Regions from separate parts of the Mus musculus genome. Here all the other regions are linked to region 1. Evidence: chromatin contacts called from ENCODE Hi-C or POLR2A ChIA-PET data. All regions are on one chromosome and are shown on one strand. Each heading gives the region's core, a stretch centred on a gene start or an enhancer-like site at or near the end of the contact. The rest is flanking DNA. Distances are from core to core; before and after follow the strand shown. Region 1 holds the start of Dnpep (aspartyl aminopeptidase). Region 2 has its middle 19 kb from the start of Slc4a3. Region 3 holds the start of Slc4a3 (solute carrier family 4 (anion exchanger), member 3). Region 4 holds the start of Stk11ip (serine/threonine kinase 11 interacting protein). Region 5 holds the start of Slc23a3 (solute carrier family 23 (nucleobase transporters), member 3). Region 6 holds the start of Zfand2b (zinc finger, AN1 type domain 2B).

The links. A loop is a pair of places that touch in the nucleus more often than their neighbours do. ChIA-PET counts read pairs that join two places held with the same protein, here RNA polymerase II (POLR2A).
Region 2: a loop to region 1 is called in a map of v-Abl transformed pro-B cells, with 2.0 times the contacts of the local background. The contact joins the enhancer-like site here to the promoter of Dnpep in region 1. A Hi-C loop is called at or near these places in 1 of 37 maps with a recorded cell type or tissue (v-Abl transformed pro-B cells). POLR2A ChIA-PET finds 5 or more read pairs at or near these places in 1 of 5 experiments (embryonic stem cell).
Region 3: POLR2A ChIA-PET joins it to region 1 with 10 read pairs in Patski. The contact joins the promoter of Slc4a3 here to the promoter of Dnpep in region 1. POLR2A ChIA-PET finds 5 or more read pairs at or near these places in 2 of 5 experiments (Patski and embryonic stem cell).
Region 4: POLR2A ChIA-PET joins it to region 1 with 18 read pairs in embryonic stem cell. The contact joins the promoter of Stk11ip here to the promoter of Dnpep in region 1. POLR2A ChIA-PET finds 5 or more read pairs at or near these places in 2 of 5 experiments (Patski and embryonic stem cell).
Region 5: a map of regulatory T cell shows a loop between it and region 1 (4-fold over the local background). The contact joins the promoter of Slc23a3 here to the promoter of Dnpep in region 1. A Hi-C loop is called at or near these places in 4 of 37 maps with a recorded cell type or tissue (T-helper 1 cell, T-helper 17 cell and regulatory T cell). POLR2A ChIA-PET finds 5 or more read pairs at or near these places in 2 of 5 experiments (Patski and embryonic stem cell).
Region 6: a map of gastrocnemius shows a loop between it and region 1 (13-fold over the local background). The contact joins the promoter of Zfand2b here to the promoter of Dnpep in region 1. A Hi-C loop is called at or near these places in 1 of 37 maps with a recorded cell type or tissue (gastrocnemius). POLR2A ChIA-PET finds 5 or more read pairs at or near these places in 4 of 5 experiments (Patski and embryonic stem cell).

Annotation. Positions count from the first base shown.
Region 1 is chr1:75,315,022-75,318,960 of GRCm38, reverse strand. It overlaps Dnpep (aspartyl aminopeptidase), which reads left to right and starts at 1,944. Exons shown (of 15, transcript NM_016878.4): 1 at 1,944-2,070; 2 at 2,158-2,251; 3 at 2,332-2,420; 4 at 2,518-2,631; 5 at 2,891-3,016; 6 at 3,212-3,342; 7 at 3,541-3,616; 8 at 3,724-3,831. The coding sequence starts at 2,158.
Region 2 is chr1:75,563,526-75,567,464 of GRCm38, reverse strand. No RefSeq gene overlaps it. Among named protein-coding and RNA genes, the nearest start is that of Slc4a3, 19 kb to the right of the region's middle. Within about 2 kb of position 1,629, at least 2 of the 3 ENCODE cell types and tissues checked have a DNase peak (open chromatin) inside an H3K27ac peak, as active enhancers do.
Region 3 is chr1:75,544,138-75,548,076 of GRCm38, reverse strand. Slc4a3 (solute carrier family 4 (anion exchanger), member 3) reads right to left here and starts at 1,615. Exons shown (of 23, transcript NM_001357150.1): 1 at 1,464-1,615; 2 at 1,156-1,305; 3 at 679-844; 4 at 1-133. The coding sequence starts at 1,206.
Region 4 is chr1:75,519,594-75,523,532 of GRCm38, reverse strand. Stk11ip (serine/threonine kinase 11 interacting protein) reads right to left here and starts at 2,004. Exons shown (of 25, transcript NM_027886.3): 1 at 1,891-2,004; 2 at 1,684-1,769. The coding sequence starts at 1,744.
Region 5 is chr1:75,132,031-75,135,969 of GRCm38, reverse strand. It overlaps Slc23a3 (solute carrier family 23 (nucleobase transporters), member 3), which reads left to right and starts at 2,080. Exons shown (of 12, transcript NM_194333.3): 1 at 2,080-2,285; 2 at 2,412-2,569; 3 at 2,678-2,775; 4 at 2,943-3,019; 5 at 3,190-3,371; 6 at 3,698-3,818. The coding sequence starts at 2,115. Cnppd1 (cyclin Pas1/PHO80 domain containing 1) reads left to right here. Exons shown (of 10, transcript NM_026977.3): 10 at 1-208.
Region 6 is chr1:75,166,496-75,170,434 of GRCm38, reverse strand. Zfand2b (zinc finger, AN1 type domain 2B) reads right to left here and starts at 1,789. Exons shown (of 10, transcript NM_001159905.1): 1 at 1,728-1,789; 2 at 1,529-1,604; 3 at 1,156-1,250; 4 at 804-935; 5 at 519-670; 6 at 1-68. The coding sequence starts at 1,583.

The sequences.
Region 1 (3,939 bases), core at 695-3,194:
GACTTACATAATTATTAATGAGTAATTAATTAACTGTACAAATGAGTAGGGATACAATGATATCTAAAGGATGATTAAGAAGCTACACAGATGTAGTCTGTCACCCACTGAACGGATCTTGAAACTGCCCCCTTTGAAGTGAGGGTGGCAGGACCTTTCCAGAATCTATCCCTGTTCATTTCCATCCCAAGTATAAAAGCAACAGATGCCCCCCACCCCCACCCCAGAGACCTGTGATCCCTGGAAAGACTATTTTTACACTCATGGTAGGTCGACTCTGTTTTGAACCTCAAAGCCACAAGAGTCCTGATCCATCGATGTATGGATGAGTTTTAAGATTGCTATTCAACATTCTTGACATGGAAACATAATATTGGAATTGCCCCCCTCAACTGCTTTAAGGAGTAGAAAGAGCCAGTAGGGGCGGCTCATGCCTGTATCTCCAACAATTGCAAGACTGAGGCAGGATTGCCATGGATTTGAGGCCAGCCTGGGCTACATAGTGAGCTCTGGAAAAGCCTGAACAAAACTGAAATCCTGTCTGAAAGAAAAAAAAAATCATGAGTATCAGAATCAAACCTCAGGGCCACCCAAACAGCTGTGTTGAAAAGGTCACTGACTTCTGTGTTCCTCTGAGACCTACTAAGTAGCATAACATTTAACCAAAGAGGATAGAAAAAAGCCTACGAAAGTCTCTTGCAGTTGTTCTAGGCTCTGCACACTAATTTATGGAGTCATAAGCCCAGCTGTGCCATCCATTTGTAACTAGAGACAGATTACTCTCATAATTCCGTTGTCTACAAAATGCTGACAGTAAAATTGTGAGAATTACATACGATAACGTTTATCATAACATAAACTCATGGAAGTCAGCGGCTGTGCTAACACCACCGGGGCGCTAGAGCGCGCTGCCGCCGCCGCGGTGGGCCGTCCTGCCTGAGGGTGCTCCAGGAGCGGAACGCCTCGCAGCGGCTTCGAGGCCGCTGACAAAGGAAAGGGCGGAGGGGGGGGGGTCAACGCCTGGAGGACTCGACTTGATGGAGGCGGGGCGAGAGAGGCATCAGGGGCGGGGCCTGCCAAGGAAGCCCGGACAGCGGAGACAAGGTCTGGAGAGTAGGCGTGACGGGGCGGAGCTAGTGGCGCAATGAGGGCGGGTCATGAGACGTGGCTCCTAACGGGGCAAAGCTAGTGGAACAGTGGGGCGGGGCGCGGTGTGACTGGAGCTGACTAGTCCACGTGGTTAGAACGCAGCCTGATTGGAGGAAGGCGGGTCGGTGAGGCGGGAGCGGAACCGGAACGCGTCCTGACAGGGGCGGAGCTCTCGGAGTAGTGAGGGCGGGACGCGGCCTGACTGGCACAGAGCAGTCAGCGTGTTTGGAACCAGGCCTGACGGGAGCTGAGCGAGTAGCGGGAGGGGGCGGAACCCGACCGAGGCCTGACAGGGGCGGAGCTCGCGGAGCAGCGGGGGCGGGGCGAGGCCTGGTAGAGGCGGAGTCCCGGTGCGGCCTGACGAGAGGCGGAGCCCACAGCTCGGCGAAGGCGAGGCCTGATCCGGGAGGGAGGAGCGGAGCGTCAGGGGCGGGCCGGAGTCCGGCTCCTGGAGCGGAGTGCGGTGGGGCTATGCAGGTGTGTTGCTGTTGCCGGTCCCGCCTCCACTTCGGCTCGGTGGCAGGCCGCGCGCCCTTTCGGAGCTAAGCTTAAGGCGGCGCTGACACGGGCGTACTCCGGTTTCAAAGTAAAACTGAAACCCTCCGAGGTGGCCTGACCTTCCCGGAGCCGGAAGGGCTGTCTAGTGACTGACGGGGCTAAGGGACAGGTGTAGTGGTGCTTTGATTCCGGACACGGTGGCGCGCCGGCTAGTGGCCTTTCCAGCTTTGAGGTCCTCTTGGAGGCGGGATTTCCTAGCTGGGCGGGGCGTGGATTATCTGATTAGGGGGCGGGCCTTTCCGATCCTGTACTCCAGGGACAAAACTGGGTGGAGGTCCTCTTGCCCTGGGACTGAACCTTTGAGCCGAGAGCGATCGAGCTAGGAATCCACATCTGTCGCCAGTGAAGTCCTCGGAAGCAGAGGTTGAGCCTTGGGGCTCTCATTTCTAGGGGGCTGAAAGAGGGATCCTAGACCCGGCAGCCACCTGAACTCTCCACTTCTCCCTGTAGATGGCTATGAACGGCAGGGCTCGGAAAGAGGCCATCCAGGCCACAGCCCGAGAGCTCCTGAAGTTCGTGAACCGGAGTCCCTCTCCTTTCCACGGTAGGTGACCAGGGTTAGGGAGGCTAGGAGTGGGAGTGACTTGACCAACTTCCATCGCTGAGAGAGCCCTTTTCCTACAGTCGTGGCTGAGTGCCGCAGCCGCCTCCTCCAGGCTGGCTTCCGTGAACTCAAGGAAACAGAGGGCTGGGATATCGTACCAGAAAACAAGGTACTAAGGGATAGCGTGGGGGCAGACACTATTGCAAAGGCCTGTGTCCCGGATCATAAAGCAACTCACGCCCCTGTCTTTCAACTCTCTCCCCCAGTACTTCTTAACCAGAAACTCCTCCTCCATCATTGCTTTTGCTGTGGGGGGCCAGTATGTTCCTGGCAATGGCTTCAGCCTCATTGGGGCCCACACGGACAGTCCCTGTCTCAGGGTAAGAAGTTAGGACTTGTTTGGACTGAAGGGAGGTGTGGGGGGGGGCGGTTGGGAAGAAGAGATCCTGGAGGTAGAGTTTGCAAGGCCCTATCCCAAGGTCCCGGGAAGAAGGTAGACCCGCCCCATGCTCTCATGTTCCCCACATACACTTTCAGCTGTCAACTGATGTGCTATCTGCTCTGTATAACTTACTGCCTGAGTCTCCCTTCCAGATGTTGTCTTTCAGACATTCCCTTTTTTCTCATTCTTACGCTCAGGTGAAACGCAAATCGCGCCGAAGCCAGGTGGGCTACCACCAGGTCGGTGTTGAGACCTACGGCGGTGGGATCTGGAGCACATGGTTCGACCGGGACCTGACCTTGGCTGGACGCGTCATTATCAAGGTGGTATCGAGGGGCTAGGAACTGGGGAGGCTCTCACTTCCGGCAGCCTGAAGCTTGAATGTCTTCCCATTTCTTAAGTGTACCAGTGAAGAGTCCTCGTGGGGAAGAGGGGACATGATTATTCTGGGTTTAGTAAGGGATTTTATCAGCTGGATTTGGGAGGTGCCCAGTTCTGACCTGGCCGGTTGGCCACAGTGCCCTACCTCAGGCCGGCTGGAGCAGAGGCTCGTCCATATAGAACGGCCCATCCTGCGCATCCCACATCTGGCCATCCATCTGCAGCGAAATATCAATGAGAACTTTGGGCCCAACACAGAGATCCACCTGTGAGTCCACATTCGAGCCAGGGTTGTGATGGCTGTGAGGGTGGGATATGGCACTGGGGAACAGAGGACCACCCCTTAGTGGTCAAGTTCCACGTTTGGAAACCAGTTCTATCCATTTGGGGAGTGCGCTGGGAATCAGTCGGAGGACTAGAAGTTCATGGCTGTCCCTCTCCCTTCTCTCAACCCATTTCCCCACAGAGTCCCTATTCTTGCCACAGCAGTTCAGGAAGAGCTGGAGAAAGGGACTCCTGAACCAGGGCCTCTCGGTGCCACTGTAAGAAGCTCCCCTGGCCCGGAGAGGGTGGGCAGAGGGGAGCAGACCAGTCCCCTAGAGGGGCAAAGGATGAGCAGGTCCACCTTCCAACATCCCCTGCCTTACAGGATGAGCGGCACCACTCGGTCCTCATGTCCCTGCTCTGTACCCATCTGGGCCTGAGTCCTGACAGCATCATGGAGATGGAGCTCTGCCTGGCAGACACCCAGCCTGCAGTAAGGAGTGGCTGTAGGCCCTCGTGGTGGGGTCCTCCAGGGTCCCTGTCAGCCATAGCATATCCCCGAAGCTCCTCAGTTAGTCTCATCCTTGTTCTTCCCAGTTGG
Region 2 (3,939 bases), core at 380-2,879, 250 kb before region 1:
AGTGAAACATAAATTCTGTTAAGTGCTACAAAGTTGATAAAATCTTAGATGTCAACTTGAAAAGAATCACACATAGCAAGAAGAGTACAAATGTCACAGTAGAATGCTAAGTGTGATGTATTGTAATAGGCCAAAGTCTTTTTCAAGTTGTGAGGTAAGCTATTATATCTGTAAGCTATTACATATGCACCAATTGTTTATTTTGAAGAGATTAAAACGATAGTTTTTATTCCCTTGAACATTAGCAGCCTTAATTGTAATTGCTCCCAGGGCTACTAAAATGTCTACCATGAAGAAGATGGTACCTTCCTCTCTCGGTTAACTGAGGATGCTAACAAGCTAACAAACTAAGTAGAATTCTGACTCATCAAGCCCTAGTTTGAGTCGATTTCTAATTTAAAGATGCAGGTTGCTGAGCAACGCATCCCCTTAGGTTACCAAGCCAGTCCACAATATCCACCCAGGTATTACACCTAATTTGGTGTTTATTTAACCTTGAAAGCATAGAACTATGTATTTGTTCATTTATCTCTAAAGAATCTTTTGGGGCTGGAGAGATGGCTCAGTGGTTAAGAGCACTGACTGACTGCTCTGCCAGGGGTCCTGAGTTCAATTGCCAGCAACCACATGGTGGCTCACAACCATCTGTAATGGGGTCTGATGCCCTCTTCTGGTGTGTCTGAAGACAGCAACATTGTATTCATACACATAAAATTAAATTAAATTAAATTAAATTTTTAAAAAAGACTCTTTTGTCCTTGGGCTGGTGAGGTTGTTTAGTAGATAAAGTACTGACACATAAACTTTGGACCAGATGGGCAGTACCCTGTGAAAAAGCCAGCAGCACAAGTCTAGAATCCCGGGGTCCAGAAATCAGAGACAAGAGTAGTGTTTGCTGCCTGGGGAATCTAGCCAGACCAGTGACTGCTACTCCAGATTCAGCCAGAGATCTAGCTCCAAAAATAGAGTAGAGACTGATTTTTAAAAGGCACTCAACTTCACATGCACAAATACCCATACACACATGAACATATACATAGGCATACATACCATACGCACATATAAAAGAATCTCTAATTCTTTCCATATACATTTTGTCATCTCTATATGCTACCTATAAGATCATACAACTCTGGACGTTAAAACTAATCATTGGTAGTTTTATATCAAAATATCTAGTTGAATTCTGATCATCTCTTACAGCTAAGTCTGAGACCCACGGTTGTTCTCCAAGGTCATGGCTGGCCCCACATCCTTTTCCTATCTTATGTTCTATGGCTCTAGAATTCCTGATTTTCTCAGACCTATCAAAGAAGGCGTCCCCAGAGTCTGCTCAATCTGAAGGGGCTTTAGGAAGAAGTTCCTGAAGCTATTAATTCCCTAGGGCAGCCTCTTTCCTACCTCCCCCAAGAACTACAGTGATCAAGGTCATTTGGGAGAACAGGGTCCTTGTAAGAGACACTGCAGCCAAATTCTATATCTCCCAGAAGGAATTGACAGCATAGCCCAAGCTGCCAACTGGATTCAAGATTTCCAGCTTCTAGTCCTGACAGTCTGGCCACTCAGTCACAATGCCCTCGGTGACCGCAAAACCAGCAAAGGATGCTCCCAGATCACAACCCCAGCAATGCAAACTGTCACGTGTGGCTCTCTGTCACCTGGTAAAACGGAAGAATATAAATAGGCTTGGTTTCCTGCCTTGCGGCATTCGAAAATAAATATGCAAACTGCGCATTTGCATTTCGGTAGCAAGGAGAAGCAGTAATATGAGATTACTTTAAACTGTTATGGAAATGAGGTCCAAAACGATTCATAGGGAAAAAAAAAATACAAGCTTAGGATGGAGCTGTCAATTCTGACTTCATGTTAGACTCTCCGAGATTGAGGGAGGTATGTTTTTCAAAAGGCTAAAGTGAGAGTTGAGATACACAGTTCATATAGCATATATGAGCCCTGGGTTCCATCACTATTAACAGGTGCACACACACATACACACACAGCCTGTAGAGTAAGGTGCAGATATTAACGTTTATTAAAACTAAGCAATTCCAATGCACATACAGAGTAAACCCCTGGCCTGAAAAACAATTTCTGATACCTCTGACACATGATTGTCGTGATTTGTGCCATATGCACCTGCTGAATGTCCAGTTCTCTCTCTATACCAACTCCCTTTATCTTTGCCTTGTAAATTTACTTCGGCTTTACCCTGTAGCTGCAGACTCACAGAGCTGCTGTGCTCCTTCAGTTTCTCTTTCCATGTAAAGACACCTACCCACCAATTGACAGACTCTCCAAATACAATGTCAAGCTATCATAAGCACCACTACTTGTGCCCTCCTCCACTAGGGGAAACAGTGCCTGATCTCGAAAAGTGAAAAGAGCCAAGGGCTGTGGATATTTGCTTTGACACGAGGTAATCATTTAAAAAATGTTCACAGGCCAGCAGGATGGCTCAGCAGATAAACGCACTTGCTGCCACACCTCATGATCTGAATTTGATTCCTGGACCCACGTGGTTGGTATGAAAGAACCAACCCCCTCAAGTTGTTCTCTAACTTACACACACACACATACACACAGAAATATACTCATACACACAATAGAATTTTTAATTAAAAAATTTATGGCGGAGTGTGGTGGTGCATGCCTTTAATCCCAGAACTTGAGAAACCAAAGTAAGCAGATGTCTGTAGGTTCTGGTCTACAGAGTGAGTTCTAAGACAGCCGGGGCTGCATAGAGAGACTATGTCTCAAAAGAACAACAAAATTTAATGTCTGTCCCAGTTGTAATGGCTCACACCTATAATCTTAGCACTCAGGAGGGCAGGAGAAAAGCCTGAGCTACAGAGAGGGCGACAAGCCGGTCAGAGCATACACACACACATGCACACACATGTGAGCACACACACACACACACACACACACTAAAATAAAATAAAATAACATAAAATACACCACTGCTCTTAATTAGCCACTCTAAGCTTTAGTCTGGGCTAGAGTTCCTTGGGAGACAATTTTCCCAGAAGTCTGTTCTTCCTAAACTCTCATCCACTTGCTTCCTTCTACCCAACACTTGGAAAGCTGAGCAATCTCCCTCAGCTACCTAGAATGTGAAGATGCAGCAGTCTTTCATGGTGAACTGTCACAGCACACAAGGAAGGCACAGCGTGCCAGCTCACCTTCCACCTGTACCACTGCAGTCTACAGGGGCATCTAACTACACAGATGGAACCTGGAAGGCTCAGGGAAGTAGGAATCTGCTACCTACTCACTAACAACTCCTGCCTGTGGATAGACTCCTGATCACAAACAGGACTCCACAGGTAAGTAGAGACTCCGGGCAACACTGGACTTCCAATTCCTTCTAAATAATGAACATAGAACCACTATGAGAGGAAGCTGGAAGGCAGAAAGCCCCCTATCTGGTATTTAAAGTGTACTCCAAAGATCCACAGGATGAGAGTACTTGGGTCTGGGCTTCAAAGCTCATCAAGGCAGATTCCTGGGCCTCACCATTTCCTTTGCATGACTTTTGAGACAGGTTCTCATTCTATGAGAACACTGCTACAGGCTCCCAAATGCTGGATTACAGATGTGCACCACCACAGCCAGCAAGAGTTAAAGACTTTATTACATTCCTTTGATGACTGAGATGCAGAGATGACACATTGAGAAACTACCCGAGAAGGCTGGAGGGGAAAAGAGAGAGCCTAACACTACCTCTAGTCATCCTAGCTTTGGAAAAAGTACCTACTAACACCCTATCTATGACTTGCCTGCCAATGCTATAATGGAGAACATGATCTGATTTCTGGTATTTTGAGGAGCTACTAGTATAGTAGGAATCACAGACAGATCCAGAATCCATGAAGAGCAGGCTGACTTCCTGCTCTTCCCTTCTCATCTCCTGCAGCTCCTAGAAAATATGGTGGTACT
Region 3 (3,939 bases), core at 366-2,865, 230 kb before region 1:
GCAGAGGTTTTCTCTTTCTTCCTCTTCCTCCTGGTGTGCCGAGCAGAGGTGGGGGGCGGTCGCCGAAGCTTGTGGGGTGGAGGCAGGCGGGCTGAGAGCGGGTGATGGGTGTGGTGGGATGTGTGCCGGTGAACTGGAGGTGCAGGAGAGTGGGTTGAGACCCCTGAAGCAGAGTGGGGCTTCCCCCACAAGGAGTTCACACCTTATTCTAGCGTGAGATCTAAAACAAAGGCACCCCCAGTCTTTCTTCTAGAGCCAGGACACCCCTCCCAACTATGCATCCCTGCTCCTGTCATTGGTGAGGCCAGGTGGAGTGGGGACAAGAGTGACATAGAGAGAAAGTCGCAAAGGGGAGTCGGGAGATGTGGTACCGAAGAAAGAGAGAAGCTGAGGGAAGACACATCAGGAAACACAGTGGGGCAGAGGGTGAGTGGGACCCAGTGCACGATGAAGGTCACTGAGAGAGACCTCAGGCGCATCTCCCCTACATCTCCCCTGACAGGTGAACAAGGTGATGATGGTATGAGAGGCAGGATGACTTAACATGGCATGGTGGCCCAGCACAGCGTCCAGCACAGGATGACACTGAGTGATCAAGCCGGAGGTGAGCGCAGTAATGGTGGCGATGAAGGTGATGGTGGTGAAGGCTGGGGTGCTAGGGGTCCCCAGGCTACCCACACTCAAAGTCCCGCTCGCTGTAGCTGCGGCTAGGCTTCTCGGGGTCCCAGGCCGGGGTCTTGCTGATGAGGTCCCCAAACCTGCTCACAGCCAAGGTCTTGCCCAAGTCATCATCTTCCTCTTCTACATCTGGACCCAGAGGGGGCTCCTCCAAGGGCACCCGGACCTGCAGGCCAGATAGCCTCTCCTAAGGACCCCTAGTTCATGAACACTCCCCACCCAACCCCAACTCCATACTTCAAGGGCCTTCCCAACACCTTCACCCTTGCCTGCATCAACATCCCCAAAACACCCTCTGAGGGCTTCCCCCCAGGTTGTGGGAGCACCAGCCACAAGTGCATGAAATACCGAAGACCCCCTATTCCTCTACACTACCAATACAGCTCTACATCTGGATCTGGTGGTCCCAGGGTCATCCAGAGGACACCCCGCCCATCCTGCCCCTCCTCCCCCACCCCACCCCCACGCATCAGTCACCTGGGGTAGGGGGGAGGCGCCCCCGGGCGGCGGGATCACCCCATTAGCCATGGCAGGGCTGAAGACTGAAGACTTAGGAGTCTCTCAATCACTATGGGACCCAAACCCTGGGTGAGAAGAAGGGGGCGCTGCAGAGACCTCTTGGGGAGCCTTGAGGAAGGAGGGCGGGGTCAGAAATTGCGCTGGTGGGCCCCCTCCGGGGTGCTCCATCCCGGTGCCCAGCCCGCTCTCCCTTCCGAGGCCCAACCCGGTCCATGTTAGTCCGCTGTCCCTACCCGGCCCGGCGCCCACGCCTTGCCCTTAAGTACCTCCGGGCTCCGGAACCTGCGGGGCTTGGGAGAGCCGCCGCGCCCCATGTCCCTCCCCGCAAGCTCCGGGGCGCGGCTGCCGGGTTCCCGTCCGGCCTCTCGCCGCGCAGAGCCCGGCCAGGCGGACGCAGGCGCCGGAGCCTGCAGTCCACGGCTCCACCTCCTAGCGCTCGGCTGTGCCAGCCCGCCGCCGCCCGGCCGCACAATGGGAGTGGACGATCCCTGACTTACCCCGACCAGGCCAGCGTGGGCCCCGCGCTCGGGTCCCCGCAGGATCCCACCTGCCCGCAAGACCCCTCTCCAGGCGCCCCACGCATTGCGGGGGGGGGGGAGGAGGGGCGGGTGCACGGCCCTAAATTCCCACAATCCCTCAAACACACTCCTCCACCTTGCTTTTAGCCACCCCTCCCTTTCCCTCAGGAGCCCTGGAGGAGACCCTCTTCGCACATACAAGCCTCTCCAGCTTGGACACGAGATCAGAGACCCCTGAAAGCCATTGCCCTCAACACCTCCAGCCTCAGCTCAACTGATGCCCTTCAAAGGCTGGCTTCTGGCGCTGGGCGCCACCCACCATTTGACCTTGGCACATTATCTACCCATCAGTAGCCAGAGGCAGCTGAAACAGGGGCATTCCAATTGGGCCAACCACTCTAAAATCCTGTGGCTAAGCTCTCACTGTTCCTCCACCCGAATCCCGCCCCTGCTCCTCCAACCGTGGAGGACCTATCTCACTTTCCAAGGTCAGAGAGATGTTCGCAAAGGGCACCTGGACACCCCCACCCCCCACCCCCAGTGTTCTCTGAGTCTCTGAAACTGGGCATCTAGAATAACCCATGCTCATAAAAGCCCTGAATGACAGTCCGTTTAAGCCAGACCCCTACACCTTAGAACAAACAAAGGGAGAAGAACTGGGGGTCAGCAGAAGGTGGGGTGGGAAGGAGGGGAGAGAAGCATGTACAAAGTAGAAGCTGCTCTGACCCCTGCGCTGCGAGATCTCAGCCCTACCCAAGGGAAGAGTGTACACACAGAGCCCTGGGGATTGCTTGAAGCAGCTGGTCGCATCCCATCTACAATCAGTTCAAACAGTTCAGGATCCCCAGGCCAGAGAAATGATCCTGCCACAACTAAGATGGATCTTCTGAGAGCTGGGCATGGAGGTACCCGGCTTTAATTCCATCGCTTAAAAGGCTGAGAGCCTGGCAGTGGTGGCACACGCCTTTAATATCCACACTTTGGAGGCAGAGGCAGGCGGATTTCTGAGTTCGAGGCCAGCCTGGTCTACAGAGTGAGTTCCAGGACAGCCAGGGCTACACAGAGAAACCCTGTCTCGAAAAACAAAAACAAACGAAAAAGGCTGAGTAGTCTCTAGGGGTTCAAGGCAAAACCTGGTCTACACACTGAGTTCCAGCCAGCCAGCGCTACATATTAAAACCCTGTCTCAAAAAACAACAACAAAACCCTATCAACGGAACAAACAAAAAGCCAGTTTATCCATATCAATCCAGAGAATCCCAGATAGGCATGGCCCACCTCTGAGGTGATTCTAGATGTCATCACGTTGACAATTTACACTAACCATCCTAGGGAAGTATTATTCCTTTGTCTGAGAACATGGGGATGCAGGAAGGCGTGATCCCCCATAGAGGTTCACCTAGGAAGAAGGTTACCCACAAGTTTGGGCATCCTTGGTGGATTGCAGATGATGGCTGTCTGAGCCCCGGCCATTTATTCCAGACTTCTCACAGTCATCCGTGTTTACAAAGATGTCAGCACTGGGTGTCAGCTATGCAGAAACAGGACATGTGAGTTGCTTTCCTAAAGCCAAGCCCATGACGCCCATGGGCTGGCGTTGAATTGTGTCCCCTGAAACTCACATGCGAATTCTCAACGTCCATGACCTCAGAATGAGCCCTTATTTGGAAATAAGACCATTGTAGTTGTTAAGGGCATCCTGGAGTGGGGTGCTCTCCTTTCTTATCCGATATGGTGTGTCTATAAAAAGGGGAGATTTGGACACAGACACACATGGAAAGAACACTGTGTGAAGACTGGCGGCATGCCACCACAAGCCAAGGAAACTCCAAAACACGGAGAGGCCTGGAACAGGTCCTTCCTGTGCATCTTCAGAAAGAACTGGTGTCTGCAGATACTTGACTTCAGACACTGTGAAGCTGTTCTCTCTGTTACCCTTCATTGCAGCAGCCGCAGTGAAGTAACCTGTTGCCCCTGTCCTTCACCCTGAGCCAGCTAACTTGGCCTTAGGATTTTTTAAAAGATTTGTTTGTTTGTTTGTTTGTTTGTTATAAGTACACTGTAACTGCCTTCAGACACACCAGAGGAGGGCATCAGATCCCATTACAGATGGTTGTGAGCCACCATGTGGTTGCTGGGAATTGAACTCATGACCTCTGGAAGAGCAGTCAGTGCTCTTAACCACTGAACCATCTCTCTAGCCCCGGCCTTAAGTCTTAATGGA
Region 4 (3,939 bases), core at 755-3,254, 200 kb before region 1:
ACCAGGTGTGGTGGTGCACACCTTTAATCCCAGAATGTGAGAGACAGAGGCAGGTGAATCTCTGTGAATTCCAGACCAGTGCAACAAAGTGAGGCCCTGTCTCAGGGGGATGGGGGGAGAAAAATCAAGAAGTCAAAGAATATTGCAGAAGTCAGGTGGAGGAACATCATATGCCTATATATAATTCCATAGGATGAGTCACTAAAGCAGAAAGATCATAATTTCAAGGCTGGCTTGGGATACCAAGAAATAGCAGAGATCTCCCACACCCTTCACTCAGCTTCCCCCAAATTGACTTACAGAATTATAGTACAATTATCAAAACCAGGAAATTAGGTGTTGATAAAATATAGTGTCAGTTCTATTCTGTTAGTGTAGATTATGACAACCACCACCATAATCAAGACACAAAGTGATTCCATCCCCACAATCATATATGAACTCTACGATTCCGAGCCTGGGAGCCAAGTCAGATCTTTGCTGAATAATAAATCTTACAGCCTTACAAAGAGATTTTTCTATGTACTAGACACTGAGTATAGACATGCACATAATTCAAGGTGTCCCCTGGAAGTCTAGAAAAGGCACAGCATGGGAGTAATTATTAACACAAACCAGAAAATGAACTGCCATCAAGAGACTCCAAGGATGCCATGGTGGGAGTATATAGATATGGAGCACTAATGCCATCGAGGTCACACATTCCAAATGACAGCTGCTTCATCTAGATCTCATCCTTATCTCCTAAAGACATCCATTAACCCCACCTTACAGATAGGAAAGCCGGGGCTCAAAGAAGAATCTCTCCTTTCTGTGTGTGTGGGGAGGATGCTAGGGATTATAAGTCAAAGTTTTGTACATGCTAAACATATGCTCTGCTACTGAACTATATCCCCAGCTCTCAAAGAATCATGATTGTGATCATTTAGCTGATGATGGCAACCACATAACAAACAACATAGTGCCAGGCGTGGTGGCACATGCCTTTAATCCCAGCACTTGGGAGGCAGAGGCAGGCGGATTTCTGAGTTCGAGGCCAGCCTGGTCTACAAAGTGAGTTCCAGGACAGCCAGGACTACACAGAGAAACCCTGTCTCAAAAAAAAAAAAAAAACAAAACAAAAAAACAAAACAAAACAAAAAAAAAAACAAAAACCAAACAACACAGTGATCTTTGCCATGCCCAGGCACTGGGGCAGCAACTATAGTAACACTATCTTTTGAACACTTATTATGCATGCATGCACTGCACTAAATAAGCTAACTAAAATCCCGCTATCTTTTGCGTTCAATACAATCCCTATGCTAACCTATCTGAGAAGAATACTGAGGGTCTAAAAACTTATCCAAGTCTGATAGAGGGTTGGGACTAACCTATGTGGGTCTCCAAATCTCTGGTGTCTAAGGTGCTTATACTTGGCTTTCGGTACAAGTGATTATGTTCTTGTCTGCAAGTGTTTAATCTATTAATGATCCCTTTCCTCTGGAGAGTTAAGTGCTATGAGAGATGGATAGAGTTTAGACTGTCAAAGGCATGACTGTAAACAACGCGTCACAAGGAACACACCCAGAAGACGCCGGCACCTCGTGACCCCGCCGGCAATGACTCGGTGATTCCCGGCGTTTCTGGACAGTATCGAACACACCTAGAACTCCCAACCAAATAAGCCAGAAGTCCACTCACCCGACTCCCGCAAAAGTCCCGCCAGCTTCCACACTACTGAATCCCGCGGAGCGGTCGTCATAGCCACGGGACGCTGGGGGCGGAGCCTGGGGAAAGGGGAAGCGGAAGAGCCTCAGGTGGGCAACAAAAGCCCAGAGCTTTCGTGCAAATGGAGGCGTCGCGCAATGTAAAAAGTAAGCATCAGCTAAAAAGAACGATCTCTCTGACCCCTTTTCCAAAAAGCATTGGGCCTCGGGAGCCCATGGGCCCGCGTAATTCGCACTCCAATCACTTTGGCAGCCGGGCTCTTTTAGGGCAGGAAGTCCCGCCCCGGAAGGCAAAGGACCTACCGGAAAGCATGCCTTCGCTACCGGAAGCCACGCCCTGGGCGAGCCGATGTGTCAGTAGGACGGAACTAGCCGGGATTAAGCCCCTAACGGGGCCCCAGGTCTAGCTCGGCTCTGGGTGGCCCCTTCGGCAGAGAGAGAAACCTGACTCTTGTTTGCAGACTGGGCGGGGAAGCAGAGCTTGGAGAAATGGGATCTTGTATTAGAAGGAAAAGAACTCATCCAAAACAAATACTGATCTTCCAGTTACATAGCTGTCCTGTCCTTGCGAAGTTCTTTTATATCAGCCAGAAGGGCTAAGGCTGGCAGGGATGCCACTCTCAAACCCCCTTTGCTGTCATAGTCCTCAGTCTCTAGACTTATTTTTCCTTAGGGTTTAGCACACTCTCAAATTGGTCCCTGGTCTCTGATTTCAGAGCTCTGGAAGCAGAGGCAGGAGGGTCTCAGTGAGTTCAAGACCAGCCAGCTCTAAATAGTGAGTTCCAGGCTAGCCAGGGCTGCATAGTGGGATCCTATCTCAAAAACAAAAATTAGTCACTGGTAATGACCTGAACCTGTATTTGTTTTGTTTTGTTTTTAACTGTATTTACAGCTCAGTACACCTAACTAAAAGTGGTTTTCCTAAATTTGAAAATAAAATATATCAATAATTAACAAAAGCAAGACTGTTGAGTTTTCTACTTCCAAATTGGCACTGTAGCTTTTTTTTTTTTTTTCAAGATAGGGTTTCTCTGTGTAGCCCTGGCTGCCCTGAAACTCTGTAAACCAGGCTGCCTCTGCCTCCCAAGTGCTGGGATTAAAGGCGTGCGCCGCCACCACCACCCAGCACCACTGTAGTTTTTACCCTGGCTCTTGGTCTGGCAGTTGACATCAACTTCTGGTCTACATTATGAAAACATTTCTTAGGATGGAGTGACTAGCTAGGCTTGGGAGGGGAATGTCTTTTATGAAACAATCCTTTCTAACACAAGAAAGTTAAACATGAAGTGTAGGACTGAAGAGATGGCTCAGTGAATTAGAGCACTGGCTAGGCTTCCAGAGGACATGGGTTCAAGTCCCAGTACCCACATGGCGGCCCACAGCCATCTGTAACTCCAGTTCCAGGTGGTTGTACAATCTCTTCTCATCTCCATGGGCACAGCACATGCATGGTGTAGAGGCATTCAGGCAAAACATTCATACATGCAAGTGTTTGCTTTTAATGAAAAATCTAAAGAGTAGAGTTGGAGTCAGTCAGTTTTAGAGGTGGTGGAAGGCTTCTCTAGCCTGAACAAACTTCCTATATACCGTCTCATGGATCTGGGACATTTTGTGCAATTGATAATCCATTACATAGCAACTGTCAGTCCTTGTTTATCGATCACCTGAAGCTGGCCATGGGGGAGGAGCCATAACAATCAAGTCAACTGTATCAAGCCAAATTCTCATAGGCAGAAAAAGAAACAAAAAACAAAAACTCATTCTTTTGATATCCTGATGTGGTGCCTTGAAACCTTTGCTTTTTGGCCTGGCTTCCGTGGTCCACAGTTATTGTGTGAAAATCCTCCATTCACATGGGTAGCCCCTCTCTCTACTCAGGTTTGTCCTACACTACCGAGCTTCCAGATAAGTGAACGAGAGAAAAATCAAAGAAAACAAAACTGTATTGGGGAGGGGAAAGCTAAGCTAAAGAAGCAGCAAGAGAGTAAACAGCCGAGGCCTGTCCTCCTCCCTGAGAGGCCCACTCCCCTTTCTGTCCTTGGCTTGCAGGCAAGGCCTTGGCTGCCTTCCAAAGAAGTCTCTCTCTCTTTTTCTCCCTCTCTTGCCTAAGTTACATTCTTCTGTAAATTGCTACTTATAAAATTTCTTTTAATCAAAGGGAAAAAGAAAATCCTGTGTCACCAAAGCTACAAAAACAAGTGCACACGCTTTGAGCGTGCACCAGATCCAT
Region 5 (3,939 bases), core at 831-3,330, 180 kb after region 1:
GAAGCTCCCTGTCACAGCCAAGAATTGCTGGGTCCTCTAACCTTGTCCCTTTGTCTTCCAACCGTAGCATCCTGCTCCAAGGCTTCCCACTCTGCCTTTTTGGGTGTTCTCTTCACAGGCCTCTCTGGTTACCACTGCTTTGTATCTGGGTTTTTCACGCTTTTATAGAATTGAGGTTTCAATAAACAGTTTCTGTTGCATGGCCTGGCCTTTTCCTTCTGTAGCATTCTTTGTTGATCTCCTATCCCTCCTCTGCCTCCCAGGTCAGATGCACAGCCCTGTAATCACTATGTAGGCGTTTGCTCTGAGCTGCTTTAGAACTTCCTAATAGTTAGTGGTTCCTGTTTCAAGCTTTCCTGCATCCCTGCTGCTACTTCTTGGGGGCCCTGAAATTGCTGGATGTGACCTGCCATGGGGTACAAGTGGTGACTTTCCCAGGCCTGGGAAAGCCCTGTCTGTGTCATATATCCTGGGTGGGTACCAGCCTTGTGGATCCTTATGGTTCAAACCACACATCCAGTTGAGCTGGAATCCAAGCTCTGTTGACCTCTTCAGCAAGGTGACTTACGGAAGGAGCTGGTGCTGAAGAACCAGAGCTGAGTCATCACTGGAAGAACCATCTTTGGTGTATGTGGACCTGTCGCCGGCTGCTAAAGATCACCTAGGGAGTGTGGGGGCTGGGAATAAAGGTCTGTGGACTGGTGGAGCTGCAGCCCCCAAGGGGTCGTTGTAGAAATGTACTGACCTTTTGTCATAACCTTTGAGGTTTCTCCTGGCTTTTTTTTTTTTTCCCCCAGCCTGAGTGGGATGCTTAGATATCCTAAAGGGCTTAAAACCTCCTTTACTATGAACAATTCCCAAGACATCATCACATATATGAAAATCTGAGCCTGGAGGACCTGCTTTTGGAAATGGTCTCATGAGGTTTAGGCTAATCTGGTACTTGCAACTTGCTATCTGGTTACATCTGCCTTCAGAACGGCAGGATACAGGCATGTGCCACCAACCCTACCCAATCCTAATGTTATATTTTAAGTGTAAACACTTTTGTGCATTAAGAAAGAAAAAAGAAACCTGAGGCCTCAACCCAACACAAAGGTACCTAAGGAGTGCTTCGAGTGGGAGGGTTTGCCTTCCCCAGAGATAGCATCCTGATTGATCATCCGATATCAGATGGTCAGCTCTGAAACCATACATAGGAATAACTATACAAGCTGACAGGTTACATTTAGAAACATGTACATGTATATGTTCATGTAATAATGAAAAAGGCAATGAGTTTGAAAAATGAGATGGAGGGGCATACGGGAGGGTTTTTGAGGGAGGGAAGGGAAGGGAGAAATAATGTAATGATAATCTCAAAAATAATAGCCTCAGTTTGCAGGGAAATATAAAGTAAATAAATATACTTTGTTCAATGTTTTTCCAGAAGTTCACTCACTAGTATAGCAAACCAGGTCCACCAATGGCTATGACATCTGAGTTACCAGTAAAGTGTCATTATCGGCTGGCAATGTAGCTGTCACATCCACAGCATCCTATTTATGGGTGTGGGCAGCAGACCGTTCCATTGTCTTCTGATTTGTGCCCATTCACATTTTGTAATACACATTGCTGTCAAGTGCTCTTGCCTTACACCGAGTTCGTTATCTACGGTGGTCATTGTCATAAGGGATGAGGGCGTTCTACACACAGGTTTTGTTTTGAACTGACCTGGGGCATGTCTTGTTTGGCTGAAAAATATGTACCTAACTGAAGCGATGTTCAGTGTTGATGACAAGAGGTAGCTTGCACAATCTCCTCAGACTGTTTTGATAGATGTTCCCTAACCCTCATCTCCAGAGCCTGGTCTAGAAGCAGTGGATATAGATGAACATTCTTGAGGGAGGGGTCCAGGACTCAGCTGCTAGGTTAATGGCTGATGGAATTTGCACAAGAGCTGGGCAAAGGTGAAAGAGCCACGTCCTGCTCCCAAACCCTTATCCCTTCTCTCCGCTTCATTGACACCCCCGACTCCCCACCCACGTAGGCAGCTTACTCCACCCAAACTCTTGATCTCTTACTCCTTATTCAACTAGCCTGGGGCAGCCAAGACGCAATCAAGTCAGGGCAGCATGAGCCGATCACCTCTCCATCCCATTCCACTTCTATCTGAGGGCTACCAGGATACCCCTGCTCCCCTGCCACCACTGCTACCCCCTCTCCAGAATCCCTCCTCCCGTTCTTGGGCCTCTCGGGTGTGTGGGCCTTCCACCTGGGGGCTCAGCTGTCTTCTGGCTCTACAGGTAGGAGGTGGAGGCGGTAGGAGTTGGCACTATCTGAAGTGGCTATTTGGAGGGAGTTAGTGAGTCATGAGAAACCTACACATAGGTATTTCGAAAGCTCCTCCCTCTCCATTCCTCTATCTCCAGCATTTCCTGGTCTTGGCATCTTTGCTCTGGGCCTCCCACCTGCTGCTGCTTCATGGTCTTCCCCCAGGAGGGCTCTCATACCCACCCGCTCAGCTCCTGGCTTCCAGTTTCTTTTCATGTGGCCTGTCTACGGTCCTGCAGACTTGGATGGGCAGCAGGTGAGGGGAACTCCGTTGAGAGAGGGTGTAGTCTCTCAGGAAGAGATTTAGGGCAATCCTGTTGACTGCCACATGTTTCCAAACCTGCTGGGGCTGCTGTCCCTACAGGCTACCTCTAATCCAGGCTCCGTCCCTAGAGTTTCTTATCCCCGCACTGGTGCTGACAAACCAGAAGCTACCTCTGACGACCAAGACACCTGGAAATGGTTAGTACAAAGCAAAGGTGGGCTAGTGGCAGAGGTACACGGGGGCTGGAGGTTGGGTGGTCCTGGGCATTGTAGAGATTTTGGGGTTATGCCAGGCATCAGCTAGGACAGGAGAACACAGAGCCTCTGTTCCATCTACATCTTCTTTCTGTACCCCAAACTTCCAGCCTCCCTCTCACTGCCCCTGTGTAGTTTGACAAGAAGCTGCCATGGCCTGGAGCTCTGGAACACTTCTCTCCGAGAGGTGAGTGCCTGGGAGAAGACAGCAGAAGGACTGGATGGCCCCAGCCTGGAGAGGCTCTTGTTCCCATCATTAGATACTGATGCTAAGGGGAGGAGTTAGGCAGGGGCTTATCCTCGGAGATAGTTGATTGAGTGGAATTTCTTCATCTGTCCTCCTCTCTACTCCCTTAGGTGTCGGGGGCAGTGGTGGTGTCCGGGCTGCTGCAGGGCACTATAGGACTTCTAGGGGTGCCTGGCCGTGTGTTCCCCTACTGTGGGCCACTGGTGCTGGCTCCCAGCCTGGTTGTGGCAGGGCTTTCTGCCCACAAGGAGGTGGCCCAGTTCTGTTCTGCTCACTGGGGCCTGGCCTTGCTGTACGTGAGTCCTGAGAGGGGTGGGTGGTAGCCCAGTAGGTGTAGAGACTGAGGGAGGGCAGAGCTGCTCAGATTCCAGAGCCACCTGAGCAGGGATGACAGTTTTTGGATTTGGAATCCAAGGCTTTCCCTTAATTTATTCAGTCTCGCTGATATTCATAGTCACGTGGTATGATACCTCAGGGTACCTCCCTACCCCTTCCATGAGGCATTTCTGCCCTGGGACCTCCTTTTATGATATTCTGCACACTCACATGGTCATCATTCAGGAATCTGATGCTTCTGACCTGCAACTCTGATACTTCTGACTCCCTTCTCTTTCCTAGGCTCATCCTGCTCATGGTGGTATGCTCTCAGCACCTGGGTTCATGCCAGATACCCCTTTGCTCCTGGAGGCCATCTTCAACTTCAACTCACATTTGTATTCCCGTCTTCCGACTCCTTTCGGTAGGTAGGTGGGACTCTGGGCATAGTGATGTGCATGGCCAGGTGAGGTACATACTGGGAAGGTGGAGGCAGGAAAATTCAGGAGTTCAAGTTCTGCTACTTAGAAAGTTTCAGCCGGGGC
Region 6 (3,939 bases), core at 540-3,039, 150 kb after region 1:
AGGTCCGGCTTGGACTGGGGGCGGTGCTTGTAGAAGCCAGACCTTGTGCTCTAGAAATAGCAGCAAGCCTGAAGGGAAGAAAAGAAAACCATTCTAATAAATCTTCCAGCACAGGCTTTGGGTGTCAGGAGGGTAGTCAGTAATTTCAGCTACCTGGAAAGTTCAGACTGAAAAACTGAAAATTGTACAGGGCACAGTGAGTTCAATGACAGCCGGGGCAACTTTGTGGACTCTTGTCTCCAAGGAATAAAGGGAGCTGGAAGTAATGTATGCTGTAATTTCAGCACTGGAGGGTCTGAGGCAGGAGGACTGCCACAAGTTTGAAGCCAGCCTGGGCTAAGAAGTGAAACCTCTCAAAACAACAAAAGGGCCAAGGCAGTACCTCAGGGGCAGAGTGCTTGCTTGCCTAGTTTCAGTCCACAGCACTGCAAGCAAAATGGAGCAAAAAGCATAAAGACTGCCTTGGTCAAGGAAGACATGGCTGAAGCAAAGCAAGTTGGCTATTTGGTGGTAATTACCCTGCCCTGCTGGTCTGATGACCTTCCCCAGAGCATTCATGGTCCAGGGGATGACGGTGCTTGATGCAGAAGTTTCGGCCACAGCGATCACAAGTCAGTTTCATCATCTCCCGCTGCCGGCAGCCAGAACGTTCACACTTATTGGTGAAGATCTGAGATGAAACAGGGTTTGTTATTTAGGAAACTCATCTTCTCCTCTGGCCCCCATGGAGCTAGCCTTTTGGGTTTGCAGATGTCCGTATACTACGCTGGGTTGTCTCACTAACCCCTCCATTATTTATTTACCTTGCGTTTTTGCTGTGCTGGGTCAGAACGACAGTCTCTGTCAATGTGCTCTCCCACAGCACGGTCAGGAGGCTCTCCTCTGGCCACCGGCACAGGCACATTACAGAGAGGGCACACAGGTACCTGGATATCCTATAGTCAAGGGTCAGGAGTCAGTATGAGAGCCAAGCAATCTCTTAAAGAACCCGGATATACCACTCACAAATACACAAAAAACAAAGTTACCCAGTGCTGGGCTTAGAAACACAATAACTAAGAGGGGAAAACATAAAATAGACAGATCCTGAAAGCATCTGCACCCGCTCTCCTCTCCATACACCAACCCCTGCCACCCTCACGATCGCCCCCTCACCTTTTGGTAAGCTGATCCACAGTGATGCTGGGCGTAGGCCACATGGTCTGCGCAGAAGATGCCCGAGCAGGCATCGCACTTGAGTGGCAAAAAATCTACAGAGAATGGGTCAGATTGCGGGTTCAAAGGAAACTTAGATGTCCTTTCCTCTTGCGCAAAGCTGCTACTCAGGTAGGAAAAACTCTGCCCTATTTGCAACACACTGTACCTCTTTCACAGTACACGATCAATTTGGCCACGCCCCTAGTCTCCGCCCACAACTTCGAGCCCCGCCCTCCTGGCCTTTCCAGCTCCAGTGCTCACCCTCCTGGCCCTACCTGCAGTCCCCAGCCCCAGCCGTCCGGCCCCGCCTCCCGCGTGCTCCGCCCCTCACCCAAGCGCTGACAGCTCGGCTCGGAACAGTGAGCCCCGAGGTCCGGAAACTCCATCGCCTGGCCGTGCGGGGCCTGCTGCGGGGAAGAAACGAGAGCTGAGCGTGCCAAGGACTCCCGCTCCGGGCCCCGTCCGCAACACAGCAACTCCGGGGGGCTCCCCGCCCCGCCCCTTCCTCTCCCCCGCCCAGCACAGGTTACCGAAGCCTGAGCGTCCGCCGGCCCGCAGCCCCTACTCCTCCTCCCGAGGGCTCGCGCGCTCTGACGTCATCACGTTGGGCGGGTCCATCCCGGGCAACAGTAGATTGCAGGCGGAGAGTCCCAGAAGAGTTGAGCCACGCCCGGGAGCGGGTGTAAAGCTTAGAAGAGTTTTTTCAGAACCAACCAGTGAAGGCAAAGATGGACGTGTCGGTGGACAAGGGTGGTTTGGAAGCAGTTCGGCCTTTAGCCTGCTCACTTCGTCACTACCTTACTTTTCTCTAGCCATTTCTCCAGACCGAGGCTACCTCTTTTCTGTGAGGAGTTACAGTGTTTCTCAGTGGTGCAGATTCCTCTCCAGGTTTTAGTGTTGATGTTCACCCTCTAAGACATCCCTAGCCCTTGTCGGTATGATCTGAGCACACCTGCTCTGTCTTCTCCTCCCCTCCATCCCAGTTTACACGTCACCTCATTGAAATCAGCTGTTCACCAACCTGGCACAGTGTCTCAAGCCTTTACTCCCAACACTCAGAAAGCAGATGCAGGTGAATCTTTGTGAGTTCGACATCAGCATGGTCTACATATCGAATTCTAGGACAGCCAAGACTACATAGAGACACCCAGGCTCGGGGGTGAGGGAGGGAGGGAGAGAGAGAGAGAGAGAGGCATCGGCCACACAAAGGGGACTACCTGGTGAAAAGAGACATCCATAGTGAAAGGAGAGAAGACGAAAAACCCAAGAGAACTGCACACCCTTCCCTTCAATGATAAAATTAAAATATATCAAAGAGTCAAGGATCAGCTCTACCTGTTTCATACTGGGCCCTGCCTGGCACATAATACCTAAAGTACAACAGTCTCAGGTGAAACTCACTACATAGCTATTTTAAACAGATGCCTGGGTCCTAGGACTTCTGACTCAGAGGGGAGCTCCAGAAGGAATGGTAACACATTTCTAGTATGTCTCAACTTGAAAAACACTAGCCTAGCACATTCTCAGGGGTTCTGGAATGTTTTTTGAAGAGTGGCAGTCATTAAACTGGTGTACACCTTTAGGAACCACAGACTGAGACCTTCCTGGCTCAGCACATTTTGCTTCTCACACAGCTTCTCCTACTTGGAATTGGTAGTCACTCTACCTTCCCGTAGGTCTAGACGTGGAAACAAGTAATCAGGTGAAGTAAACAAACAAACAAACAAAAAACCAGTTTCTGCCTCTCAACTTTCCCCTCCTCTTCCTTTGATTTTCACTCTAAGACCGGTAGAAATTAAGACAGTCTTTCCTGGCTACCTCAGGCAGAAGCCCTGTTCTCAGCTCTAACTGTACCCAAACACCTTGACTTGGGTCATCTGCCGACTTACATGCCTGCCACACTCATGTGCTTGTTGGTTGTGTTATATCAGCAAACTCTGGGTTCGACTGAGAGGCCTAGTCTCAATGAATAAAGAGGAAGAGCAACCTCAACCTGCCAGATTGATTCCCAGCATCAGCCACAAGCCTCAGGGTACACACAAATGCATGTCCACACCTCCCCACACATGTGACCACACACATGCAAATACACACAAATACATGTCCACACCTCCCCACACATGTGACCACACACATGCAAATACACACAAATACATGTCCACACCTCCCCACACATGTGACCACACACATGCAAATACACACAAATACATGTCCACACCTCCCCACACATGTGACCACACACATGCAAATACACACAAATACATGTCCACACCTCCCCACATGTGTGACCACACACATGCAAATACACACAAATACATGTCCACACCTCCCCACATGTGTGACCACACACATGCAAATACACACAAATACATGTCCACACCTCCCCACACATTTGACCACATACATGCGAACATGATTATGTACAAACACTTAGGAAATTGGGAAAAAGAATAATAAAAGTCTAAACCTATTTTACGTGGTTTAGTTTAATTTTGTGTAAATAGTATATCTCATTGGAAAAAATTATATTTCTCTGGCCCTCTGTTAAATCCTCAGCCTTCTAATAAAAAGTCAAAAGCAGAAGCCAGGTTGAAGTAGACATTTCTGGCTTCTTTGGAGACTCAGTTGTGTCGTGTGATGTTTTTCCGGAAGCTGTCTTATGAGAGGATGTTTTGCTGAGAACAGACACATGGTATTTTTCTGGAAACTGCCTGGAAAAAGGGCATGTGATGTTTTGCTGGA